Regions from separate parts of the Homo sapiens genome. Here region 1 is linked to region 2. The links are chromatin contacts, found by Hi-C or POLR2A ChIA-PET in ENCODE. All regions are on one chromosome and are shown on one strand. The core of a region is the stretch at or near the end of the contact, and the rest is flanking DNA. Distances in the headings are between cores, read along the strand shown.

Region 1 (3,878 bases), core at 601-3,100, 2.9 Mb after region 2:
GTGACTCACTCTTAAAGGAGCTCAAGTCTTTTGTGTTGGAACTCCAGGAGGTTGACGACCACACTCATCTATTCAGTCAGCATTTGCTAGGTACCTAGCACACGCCCAGCTCTGGGGAGGTATGGGGATATAAAAATGAAGGTGATTTGATTCTTCCCCCGTGGAGGTTAGGACCTGGAAAGGATGGTGTGTGAAGTGAATGCTAGGTTTGCTGGTGGCTGAAAGGAAGGAACGTTGTCATCTTTGTCATATGTTAGGGATTGCCAGACCCACCAGTTGACTATATCCAAATAAAGGAACACAGAATTTGGAGTGATCACAGGGCAGTGAGATTTGTCTGGGAAGATATCTTAGGACTCGTGAATTTTTTGCAGATCTTAATAATTATAGAGAAAATGAGTAGGTGGTTAGGAAGACCAGGTAACTATAACTTACAGAGGTGAGAGAATGAGAATTGTTAAGTTGGGAGAAAAAGAGTAGAAAGAGCGACATGTGAAAGAAAAGAATCGGCCGGTGCGGTGGCTCATGCCTGTAATCCCAGCACTTTGGGAGGCCGAGGCGGGCAGATCACCTGAAGTCGGGAGTTCAAGACCAGCCTGACCAACATGGAGAAACCCTGTCTCTATTAAAAATACAAAATGAGCCGGGCCTAGTGGCGCATGCCTGTAAACCCAGCTACTAGGGAGGCTGAGGCAGGAGAATTGCTTGAACCTAGGAGGCAGAGGTTGTGGTGAGCAGAGGTTGCGCCATTGCACTCTAGCCTGGGCAACAAGAGCGAAACTCCATCTCAAAAAAAAACAAAAACAAAAGAAAAGAATCTTGGGTGGAGAAAATGAGAAATGGGATTAACATGGTACTGAGCAGTTCTTTTTTTTTTGTTTTGAGACGGAGTCTCGCTCTGTCGCCCAGGCTGGAGCGCGTGATGGGATCTCGGCTCACTGCAAGCTCCTCCTCCCGGGTTCACGCCATTCTCCTGCCTCAGCCTTCCGAGTAGCTGGGACTACAGGCGCCCGCCATCACGCCCGGCTAATTTTTTGTATTTTTAGTAGAGACGGGGTTTCCCCGTGTTAGCCAGGATGGTCTGGATCTCCTGACCTCGTGATCCGCCCGCCTCAGCCTCCCAAAGTGCTGGGATTACAGGCATGAGCCACGGCGCCTGGCCCTGAGCAGTTCTTTAAGGGATGAGACTTGGCCCTCAAGATCTGGGTTTCCATTACCCCTGCCATCGTCAGGGTAAGTCACTGAACCTCTGAGAAGGGGACTCCCAACCAGGAGGATCACAGGATCTCCCAACCAGGGAGGATGCCCCGGGAGAGTGTGGTCAGGATTCATGATGTTACACATTTTAAAGTTCTTTGCAAGCTATAGTAATAGTTCCAGGTAAATAAATGGAATAATAAATTCTGTAAAAATTATAAAAACCTAGTCTGTTGATAATGGGCTCTTTTAGGTAGAGTCTAGGGTAGGAAATCAAACATTATATTCATCATGGTACTTGAAATATATTTAAGCTGAAGCTGTGCACTCCATCATGTTTTTGATATATTTTTCCTTGGCATTACTTGAAAGGCATGCTCATGAAACTGGATTTGGATCTGTTTCATGTTTTCACTTGCGTTCTCTGACCCCTACTTAGAGGGCACCAGGTGCTTCCTATTCTAACCGTTTGCAAATTCAAGACTTGGTTGGAGGGCCATTCAGGGGACTGGTGTGGGGTTAGATAGGATCTGGACACAGCGACTCCCTCGCTCCTGCTCCAGTATTTTGACCTTAATTTGAACAGTTCAATGAACTGGCAACTGAAGTCGTTTTTTCCCACTGAACTAGACCTTTCATTGTTTTGCAGAGGAAGATGACTCATAGCCAGGTTCTACCATTGTGCTAAAGTGAAATTTTAGTCTAGGACTAAAGGAACACAGGCCAAACTTTCTGTCTGAGCTGCAGAGTATTGAAACTTAGATTGTGAGCTGGGCAGGAATTCCTGTGGCCCTCTGTGTGGAGTTGCTCTCAAGGAAAAGGAGCATTTAAATACGTTTTTGACTCCAAATTTAATTTTTAGTAATATAGTTCAAATGTCCTTTAAAATATCTTAAGTAATCAGACTGTTTTCTAAAAAAAAAAAAAATGTAATGCAAAATGAAAATTCTACAAAGTAGAAAACTGTCATTTCCTTCCTCTCTCCAAAACCATTGTTAATAGTTTCGTTTCTTCTGCTACCCTTGTTTTCTATGAATGTAAAAATGTATGCCTCTATGGGTGAGCATGGCTTTTCTTTTTTGAACCAAAATTGAAACCATCCTGATTTAGTGGCATCCCACTTAAAACATTATTAAAAACTACCTGTGTACATGTATCTTCGCTTACTTGGGCAATTGCTGGGGCAAATATGCTTTTACTGTTAAATCGTCATCTACAACAGATGACATGTAGAGAGATGAAATGTAGTCTATAGTTGTTTGAACTTGCATTTCTTTTTTTGTGGAACTGAACTTCTCTGCATATGTTTATTGGCTCTTTGGACAAATTCGTCAGTGATTTGGCTTTTCATGCATTGCTCATTTTCTTTTGTTGCTTGGATCCCTGACTTTTATACTCTTAATGATTCCAAGGGAAATTCCTACAAAATGGCAGATTTGGGAGGACTTATTTGAATTTCTTTTGAGTTCTAAAATGGTTAACTGCTACCTTAAAAGATAGATATTATTTTCAGATATCTAGGACAGAGGTTTGAGTCTTTGGACTTAGATTCTATAGTATTTTCTTTCTTTTTTTGGCTGATATGGAAGACGTCATCATCCCAAACTGTGCTGAGACTAGTAGTTATTTAGATACACTATTTTATTACATTTTCGTATACTGATAAATTATTTCCATATGGATGGTAAGTCCCAGATTTATTTATGAAAAAAACCATTTTTTATATATTTTATGGAACATGGAGTTAGCAGAAAGATGCTGTGGAGTTAGGCTTAAAATTAAGCCCTAACTATTCTGCCTCCTGTTTTGGGGCTGTTGTCAGTCTTTAAAGGTACATCTTTGTAAAATTTTTTGAACATAACTTGACAGATTGCAAGAAGGATTATAATAAATGGTGTCTGTTTGTGTTAGAGTATTTCAAGTCAGTACAGGAAAAAATACATTTAGATGCTAAGTGAAGATAAGACATTAGTTTAAATGAGGCCCCGTATGCACCATCATATTGAAAATTTACCAGTGTGTCCTCGTCCTTCAATTTAGATTCGTTAGTGATTTTTCACATCAAAGCATTGAAGCTGTAATTCTATGTTGGGTTCATTTAACCACAGATCCAGTAAATGGCAGGAAATAGAGAGCTATACAGGACAGCAAATGGCCTGCAGTTGTGTGGAGGATATCTTTGTGGCAAGATGCCCCAGATGTTTTGCTGTTTTCAAAGTTTGCTATCATTTGTTCAGAAAGGTTTTCATTGCTTGCAAGCAAGCAGGCAAGCAAAGGAAAAGGGCACGCAGCCGCCTCCCCTATGATTCTGTGCTCTTTGCCTTTGATGCCTTATATAAAAAGCTTTATTTAGTCTGCAGAGAGGTTATTTCTCCAAATAGAGGTGAACTGTCATAGTAGTCTGGAAACGTGATAGATTTCAGTTGAATGCCGCTGATCCAAATACTCTGAAAGGCTGGGCTGTGTGGCACTTGTAAGATAGGCACCTTGCACAGATTCTTCCAGGTCACTTGCACATATCGCCAGTAGAAATACCTCATCAGATAGCGATCCACTTGGCACTCTGAGAAGCAACTCCTATCACACCGACACTGCTACTTTTCTCCTGGCTCAGCCAGTCTCTTGCTGGGAACCTGCTGCCAGAGTTAGTCACTTGGCTTCTGCCCTGGCCTATTTTCTTG
Region 2 (3,772 bases), core at 773-3,272:
AAATGATTCTCCTGCCTCAGCTTCCTGAGTAGCTGGGATTACAGAAGCTCACTACCACGCTCAGCTAATTTTTGTATTTTTAGTAGAGACGGGGTTTCACCACGTTGGCCAGGCTGTTCTCGAACTCCTGACCTCATGATCCGCCCACCTCAGCCTCCCAAAGTGCTGGGATTACAGCTGAGCCACCACACCCAGCCTGTGCAAATACTTTTTATGAGGAAATCATAGAAAAAGTATCTGTTAGTTGACAGGCAGTATCCATATTACAGTGTTTGGTTTGAGCACTTGAGTTGTTCTGAAGCTAGGTTACCATGAAAATAAATACAGTGATACTTGGAATCAGAGAACACATATGGTCAGCATTTTCCAGATGGCATATTTATGTCAAATGTATAGACATTATAAGAAAAAATATTATAAGTCAATATTAAGAAGACTCTCTAAATATTTAGGTAAATACAATGCACTGTTCCCTCCGCCCAGAAATAGAGTATGATCCTGGCACCTTGCCAAGAAACACATAGAAATATCCTTGTACGTTGTGCTTATAGTAGATAATCTGAAAAGTTTCATCCAAATCTTAAATTCTAGATATGAATAGTTTGTAATAAAGTGTTAGAAGGATCAAGATTAAAAATTATTTGCATATGGTTCCCAACGCCTCTTAGTAATCAGTGGATGATAAGTTCCTTGTAACTTATTTTAATAAAAAGTCTTGAGTACAGAATGTGAGTATATTATAGACTAAATATTTATATTCCTTCCCCCAGATTCATATATTGAAGGCCTAACTGCCAATATGACTGTATTTGTGTATTTGGGGAAGAAGCCTCTACAGATATAATTAAGGTTAAATAAGATCATTAAATTGGGACACTAATCCAATAGAAATAATGTCTTTATAAGAAGAAACACCAGAGAGAAAAATAACTTTCTCCTCTCTCTCACTCTCTCTCTTTCTCTCTCTCTCTAGCTGTCTCTCCAGGAGGACACAAAGAAAAGATCAAGACAGCATGTAGCAAATGTAGCAAGGAGGCATCCAATCATCTGCAACCCAAGGGGCAAACCCTCGCCACACACCAACCCTGCTGGCTCCTTGCTTTTGGACTTCCAGTTTCAGAATTATGAGAAAATACATTTCTGTGTTTAGGCCATCAAGTCTATTGTATTTTGTTCTGACAGCCTGAACAGACTAATACACAGTATAATACAATTGAATTGTTGATTCATCTAAGAAATATATAATTTCTACATGGTTTGTTGCAATTATCTGGGAATAAATATTACCATGACCACTTATTCAGAACTTGATATCTGTATTTATTTCTAAGCATGCATATAATCCCATTACTTGGTAGTCATTTGAATGTATGTTCCACACTTACACCAAAAAGTGATAATAGTATTGACTTCATATAAGAAGTCTTGATAGTCAGTAGTATTGACTTCACATAAGAAAATATTATAAATTAATTCCAATTCCAATTTATGAAGATATTATAAATTTAATATCTCTGAATGTAAATTCTCGGTTGTTCTAGATATAAAAATAAATTATTGATTTATTTTGCTAAGCTACTATAAAACACAATAAAATTTAAAAGCCTCAATTTTGCTGATTGTTTACTATTACAAATCATGCTGGAATGGACATTCTCATATTCTGTTTAGTCTTAATCCTTCCCCCACCAAATCCAATGGAGTCAAGGATTTGGACACAGACACTTTATTTTGAAGTTGATCCCAGGCACCAAAAATGAGAAAAGAAAGAAAGGGAAATAGGTAAGAGAAAAGGGGCAATAAAGTTACGTCTTAACAAGCTTGAGTACCACAGTTAACAACTGAGTCACAATCCCACTGGGGATTGTAAGGAACATACCTTGGGTTAGTTCTACCCCAGTACAAGGAAGCTACAGGATTTAGCCATTGCCTTTTAGCCCCAATTGTTGAGGATTTCCCTTAAGTAGTGTTAACACAGGCACATACTGAGTGTTCCTGTGTCCAGCATTTCTATCTCATTTGTTTTCAGAGAAACGGCTTAAGTGGAGAAGGGTGATGCAGAAACAGGAAGTTACAGTCTAGCAGCAGGTCAGTAGCTGTTTAAAGGAGCAGTAGGTGAACTCATCAGGCCAAAGGGACAGGGAGCATTTACTAAATTTGCACATATGTAAGAGTTTCTCTAGTGTACACATTCAGTAATGATTTCATTACTGAGCTGTCTATGGCTGTTTCTTCAACCTTATAAGATATTGCTACATTGCTCCTCAAGGTTGTGCTGCCCAAAGACAATCCTGCCAAAATAATGAAATGTTCCAGTGGTGTAAAATTTTTATCAGTATATATATAATGGTTATATATATATGTGTGTGTGTGTTTGTGTGTGTATATATATATGGTTAAAATAATATTTTTATCAAATATGTATATACAATTTATGATATAAATTATAAATTATGGTAAAATTATATATTATTATAAACATACATTATAATGTATTATATACATAATTTATATATATATAAAAACCATTTTTGAGGCACTGTTTTTCTTATCAATCCATTAGTTCTTAAACTTTAAATTTTCAGTGTCTTTTCTATATTTTTATTTATTTGTTTTCTGTGCATATTGATTAATTAGATGTGGGGAAGACTAGTTGGGTGTTTTTAAAAATAATAATTCTAAACACATAAGCAAATTGAGAAAAAAATCAGTATTCTTAGACTTTTATAAGTAAGCATATCAGGTAAAGGTTGACCCACAGTTAAACATTTTAGGTCTTTTAGAAAACTCCAAGTAAAAGTTAGATAATTTATCCCTCAGAATTAGATAAGTAATTTTGCCTGTCATGATTATAAATCTGTGCATTGAAATATTTTGACTTTTTATTTGCTAACCCAATGTGACTTGGTCCGCTTTCTAGTGCTATAACAGAATACCATACCTGGGTAATATTTATGAAGAAAAGAAGTTTATTTTGTTCAAGTTTCTGGAGACTGAAAAGTGCAAGAGCATGGTGCTGGCATCTGGCTAGGGCCCTCCTGCTGCATCATCCCATGGCAGATAGGCAGAAATGCAAGAAAGCAGACAAGACAGAGAAGGGGCCAAAATAACTAACCCACTCTCATGATACAGACCTAATTTATTCATGAGGGAAGAGCCCTTATGACCTTATTGAAAGTTCCCACCTTTTCAATGTTGCTGCATTGAGGATTAAGTTTTCAACACACAAACTTTGGGGGATGTACTAAAACCACAGCACAAGGTAACATATGTGTTAACTTACAGTGTACATTATAGAACTCTAACCATACAGGGTTCTTAGGATTTTAAGTAACAAAGTCATTGGACAAAACCACTTCATTTCTACATTTTTAAATAGCCTTACAGAAATCTAGAAAAGATAAATGCTATAATACACCTAAACGTGATAATTTTTAGCCTATTTATTTATTTATTTATTTGAGACAGAGTCTTGCACTGTTGCCTGGGTTGGAGTGCAATGGCATGATCTTGGCTCACTGCAACCTCCGTCTCCTGGGTTCATGCAGTTCTCCTGCCTCAGCCTCCCAAATAGCTGGGATTACAGGCACACACCGCCATACCTAGCTAATTTTTTGTATTTTTAGTAGAGATGAGGTTTCACTATGTTGGCCAGACTGATATCGAACTCGTGACCTTGTGATCTGCCCGCCTTGGCCTCGCAAAGTGCTAGGATTACAGGCATGAGCCACCATGCCCGACCTAGCCTCTTTATTTTTAAACAGTTTTAGAT

What was found. Hi-C counts contacts between places; a loop is a spot of excess contacts on that map. ChIA-PET counts read pairs that join two places held with the same protein, here RNA polymerase II (POLR2A). Pooled maps may share reads with other maps.
Region 1: a loop to region 2 is called in a pooled map, with 6 times the contacts of the local background. The contact joins two enhancer-like sites. A Hi-C loop is called at or near these places in 2 of 37 single-sample maps with no recorded cell type and 8 of 50 pooled maps. POLR2A ChIA-PET finds 5 or more read pairs at or near these places in 1 of 52 experiments (activated CD4-positive, alpha-beta T cell).

Annotation. Positions count from the first base shown.
Region 1 is chr6:144,348,146-144,352,023 of GRCh38, forward strand. The region is part of intron 2 of UTRN (utrophin); the gene reads left to right. Among named protein-coding and RNA genes, the nearest start is that of SNORA98, 56 kb to the right of the region's middle. RefSeq lists an enhancer at 1,034-1,143. Within about 2 kb of position 1,851, at least 16 of the 41 ENCODE cell types and tissues checked have a DNase peak (open chromatin) inside an H3K27ac peak, as active enhancers do.
Region 2 is chr6:141,486,634-141,490,405 of GRCh38, forward strand. No RefSeq gene overlaps it. Among named protein-coding and RNA genes, the nearest start is that of GJE1, 640 kb to the right of the region's middle. RefSeq lists a silencer at 1,966-2,166. Within about 2 kb of position 2,023, at least 2 of the 41 ENCODE cell types and tissues checked have a DNase peak (open chromatin) inside an H3K27ac peak, as active enhancers do.